Linked DNA regions of Homo sapiens: region 1 is linked to region 2. Evidence: read pairs that join two places in POLR2A ChIA-PET (ENCODE). Cell type or tissue: GM12878. All regions are shown on one strand.

The links. Peaks named below come from ENCODE experiments on the same cell type or tissue, not always from the same donor. Only the 100,000 strongest peaks of a DNase experiment are listed, where the experiment ranks them.
Region 1: POLR2A ChIA-PET joins it to region 2 with 6 read pairs; 12 of 35 experiments call an interaction of 5 or more read pairs at or near these places.

What each region holds. Positions count from the first base shown.
Region 1 is chr3:58,127,841-58,130,340 of GRCh38, forward strand. The region is part of intron 24 of FLNB (filamin B); the gene reads left to right. Among named protein-coding and RNA genes, the nearest start is that of FLNB-AS1, 42 kb to the right of the region's middle. In GM12878, no CTCF peak of the experiment used is centred here; no DNase peak of the experiment used is centred here.
Region 2 is chr3:58,017,570-58,020,069 of GRCh38, forward strand. The region is part of intron 1 of FLNB (filamin B); the gene reads left to right. Among named protein-coding and RNA genes, the nearest start is that of FLNB, 10 kb to the left of the region's middle. RefSeq lists an enhancer at 2,204-2,500. In GM12878, no CTCF peak of the experiment used is centred here; no DNase peak of the experiment used is centred here; H3K27ac peaks cover 206 bases.

The DNA of each region.
Region 1 (2,500 bases), 110 kb after region 2:
CACACATTTTATTTATTTATTTCAATAGCTTTGGGGTACAAGTCGTTTGTGGTTACATGGATGAATTCTATAGTGGTGAATTCTGAGACCACCTCCCCCGCCCCCATTTCTAAAAGGGCAGGCAAGTGTGTGGTGTGGACAGAAGACCGAGGGCTGGGGCTGTTCTGGGCCACTTATGCCTTGTCTTAGGTGTGGTGTGAAGAGGGCAAAGCCCCACCCCAGGACCCCAGGAGCAGAAAGAGCCTCAGCGGGGTCTTGTTCTTCTTTCTCTGGGTCACGCTGAGAGGGGAAGGGCAGGTTGAGGGGCCCACTGCTGGGTTCTGGGTTAACTCTCAGGCAGCTGGAGTGTCCACTGACCACACGCTTTCCTGATTCCATTCCTGCTTCCCCCTTACCACATGGAAATGTGCACACACACTCACACTCACTCTCTCTCACACTGATCAGAAAGTATTGACATTCAACTCAGACTGATTCTACTCAGATACTCATTTAAGCCTCAAGTCATTTAAAACAACATGTTTCTCCTCAAACTTGTGCTTGCGGCTCATTCAATATAGATTTAAAAAATTCCTATAATCACTAGTCTAGGGGACTTCAGCTGTGGGCAAGACAAAGTTCCTGCCCTCAGGGAGCTTACTGTCTAGGGCTTTTACAACTAAAACTTGTGATGACTGCTATGAAGAATGAGAATGGGGCTCGGTGACAGAATTCAGAGCTACGGGCTTGTTTTGGAGTTTTGTAACACTTGCGTTAGGAGAGAGTTGGGCACAGGAAACGGGTAGAAGGCTGCTCCCAGGAGGGGTGATGTGGCTCCGACCTGGCAGGCAACAGTGGAGATGAACATCTCCTGTGGCAATGAAACTTTTTGACTATGGGGAAAGGCTGGTGAGTGCCACCAGCTTCCGAATCCCCCTTACAGAAAGGGGTCAGAGTTTGTCCCCTGTGGCCGACCTGTGAGCTTAAAGCAAATGGTCGTCTTTGAGCATAACAACAGAAAGACACTCATTTGTGGTTTTCCCATCAGGTGTGGATGGTGCCTTTTTATGTTTCAGGCTCTCTGTTGCCTCCCAGAGAGCCAAATGCCGGCTTTTCCAGAACCCCAGAACTTTCCCAGGCAGAGATATTTAGTGAAGTGTTGGTTGGTTTTCTAAGCATCAGGCTTCTTAGCTAAGGCAACCTATGGGGGTACTGCCGGGAAACAGTCGGCTACCTGCCACCTTCTAATTTGCTTTCATGGTAATTCTGGGTGCTTAAATATTAGCCTAGTTTTTCCTGGCCTGGTTAAAAACCCGGAGTGGAGTTATTTTTAACAACGTGTCCTGTCTTACCCGTAATGGCATGTTGATTTCCTGTGGTAGGCCAGCTGTGGTTGGTTGGTGGCGGCTCCCTAGACCACTGGATTGACTGGGGTTCAGAGTGCATGAGGAAGAAGATCTGGCATGAGGGAATGGTGACATGTGTCTGGGCATGGAACAGGGGAGTGGCGGATAATGCTTGGGGTCTGCCATCTTGGACAGTTTATCTTACCCGGGTTTGTTGGTTTTTGGCTACTCTCATGCTGAGCTCAGACAACTTCTAGTGGAGGCTCTGACTTAAAGATTGGCCTCAGAGGTAGTCCCTTGCCATCAGCTGTTGACATTGAAATCCTCAACTGTCACTCTCTAAAGTAAAGCCCCCTTTTGTTCCTCTCACCCCAGTGTGGAGGCCTGTGCTTGTTTGCCAGGGCCAGCCATTTATTTCACGTAGCTAAAGACCTGGATGCCGTTGAAACCCAGCTGTTGTTAGAAAGCCAGGGACTCAATTCTTTGTGTGTCTTGGCTGTCTACCATCTCTAATTCTACAAAGTATAAATTCTCTGGGATGCAAAGCAGAGATCCCTCAGCTTTCACGGCAGTCATTAACTTTGCCAGATACCATGGGGAGCACCAGGACTCCCATGCGAGGCAGAGGTGCACGTAGCCCCTTGGTGATGGGCGTGGTAGCCTGAGGCATGCTGCCGTTCGCTGGATGGGGAGGTCCCCCTCCACAGTGGAGTCCATGAGTGTCCTTGGCCTAGCCCTTGTTTCTCTGTTTAGCACTTCTCTAGCAAATCACTATCTCCTCTCCTCGACTCCTCTGTGCTTCATCTTTAAAACTGACACCCTCAAGGAGTCAGAGGCCCTCAGGGTCCCCCGGGGGGTCAGCCATGTAGCAGGAGCTCAGCTTACACTCAGGAAGACGGCAAGGCTTCACCAGGTGGCCGAGTGACCGAGAAGGCTGAGTGTGGTCAGAAGGTGCCAGCTGCATTGGAGGGAGAGGAGTCTGGGGGACACACAGGAGCCATGTGTGGGGGACAGGGCTGGATGTGGGCTGCAGGGCCTGCCCATCTCTCTCCGTTCTGTTGTTCCACCACTTGGCTTCCTCCTTCAGTTGCTCCAGCAGCCTGTCTCCTCCCTCGCCTCTAGGCTCCTGCATGTGCTGAGGCCTCTCTACTTGAAGCACCTCTCTGTCTGCTCCC
Region 2 (2,500 bases):
TGTGGGAGGGGAGGAGGACAAAGAAAAATACTGAGCTATGTTTGAAGCTCCTGCCCTCTAAGAGCCTTAGAGCAGCTGACTTAAATGTGTTCCTTTGATAAACTGTAGATGGTTGTTGTAACTCTTCTGCAAACTGTTTATTTTTAAAAACAATTTGATGAGATTTTACTTATGCCCATTGTTTGAGTACAGCATTTACCAAAGAACAATTTTGGCCAGATCCCATGCAGTAGAATGCCCTTGGCCAAAATTTTCTTGTACTATAAGCAAAGAAGCAGTTTGGTTTTTCACTTAGGCAAGACTGCCTATCAGACTGAGTTATTGTGACAGAGCCGCTGACTCTCTCCCTTTCCCCATTATCAAAATCTGGCTTTTCTAAGCAGCGCATGTAAAAAGCTTGGCAAGGAGGACCCTTGTCCTCCTACATATTATTCTTTGGCTCTTCTTGGTACCAAGAATACATACAAATAATGCTGGCTGTGTACTGAATGTTGAGGTGTGCACTGTTGAGGATATTCATCCTCTAATATAACATCTAGTATTTCTCACACCTTCCGTCTGCTGAGCATTGGTCTATCTTACTTATACTACTTCTAATCCTCGTGAACTCTGCAAAACTAGTGGCTTTACATCTATGAGAAAAGAAAAGAACTTTTATCGGAAGAAGGTGAGTCCTTTTAAAGTATCAGGCCTGGAAAGACATTAAATGAGACAGCGAACACATCCTGCTACCCTCTTTGAGCTATGTATTCATTGACTTTTTTTTTTTTTTTTTTTTTTTTTTGAGGCAGAGTTTTGCTTTGTCACCAGGCTGGAGTGTAGTGGTGCAATCTTGGCTCACTGCAACCTCTGCCTCCGGGGTTCAAGTGATTCTCATGCCACAGCCTCCTGAGTAGCTGGGATTACAGGCGCCTGCCACCTTGCCTGGCTAGTTTTGGTATTTTTATTTTTATTTATTTATTTTAAGACAGGGTCTCACTCTGTCACCCAGGCTGGAGTACAGTGGCGCGATCTTGGCTCACTGCAACCTCTGCCTCCCGGGTTCCAGCGATTCTCCTGCCTCAACCTCTCCAGTAGCTGGGATTACAGGCGCCTTGGCACCACAGCCAGTTAATTTTTTGTATTTTTAGTAGAAACGGGGTTTCAGCATGTTGGCCAGGCTGGTCTCGAACTCCCAACCTCAGGTAATCCGCCTGCTTTGGCCTCCCAAAGTGCTGGGATTACGAGTGTGAGCCATTGTGCCCCGCCTATGTATTCATTTCTTAAAATTGGTTGCTGGCTAGGTGTGGTGGTACATGCCTGTCCTATAATCACAGCACTTTGGAAGGCCGGTGCTGGAGGATCTATTGAGGCCAGGAGTTTAAGACCAGCCTGGGTGAGATCACATCTCTACAAAAAAAAAAAAAAAAAAAAAAATTATCTGGATGCAGTGGCACAAGCCTACATAGTTGTAGCTGCTTGGGAGGCTGAGTTGGGAGGATAGCTTGAGCCCAGGAGTTTGAGTCTGCAGTGAGCTATGATTGCGTCACTGCACTCTAGCCTGGGCGACAGAGTGAGACCCGTTTCTAAAACAAAGAAATTGCTATTGTCACAATTAGTTATAAATTAATCTAATAATGCTGCACGCAGTACCATAATCCACACCCTATAGCTTAACGATGGATGGCCAACCACTAATCAATGCTATTTCTGTACGCCAATGAGAATTCCTGACAAAAAACTTTGTATCAGCCCCACTCCCTGTCTGTCCCCTCTTTTGCTTTTAAAAACCTGCTTGTAACAAAGGCCAAACAGAGCTCATATCCAAGGTTACTTGGGCCTGAGTCTTTCAGGCAGCTGTCTTCACTTTGGCTCAAGTAAACTCTTTAATAGTTTAAATTTTAAGCCTCTGCCTCTTTCTTTTAGGTTGACATCTGTTTCCATTTTACAGATGAGAAAACTGAGGCTCAGCTCTGCCTCACTTTACAGGTCAGGCTTAATCCCTAATCCCTGCCTGCATCATGCTGTAAAGGACTTTTGTGTCAAAACTGAGTTTCACACTCTGTAAAGTAAAATAGATATATTGTAGTGAGAGGGTGTAGAAGAGACTGTTTTCTGCTTCTGTGGATTTTTTTTCTTCCTGTTTTGCTTTGCTCCAAACTTTACTCATTTGCGCTTGATTCATGTGAAACTGAAATTTCCTTCTACAGAACAAAACTTTTTGGGGGCTACTTACCATATCTTTTCCCACACCGTGGAGCTCTGACTGGGACCTTTTCCAGTTTTTGGAGACATTGCTCCAGTTCTTTCCCTGCCTTTGGTTTCCAGGGGGCAGTAATGTCACCGCAGGTGTGGACAGTAGGGACCAGCTAAAGGTTGCTTTGGAGGAGGTGGGCAGGGCTTTTGTTTGTGAGGTCTAGAAACCAGAGGTGAGGAAGGAGGTGTCCCTGGAACTCCCCCTGGCTGCAGGGCTCACAGCACACACCATGACACCACAGGGGTGTGTGTGTGTGTGTGTGTG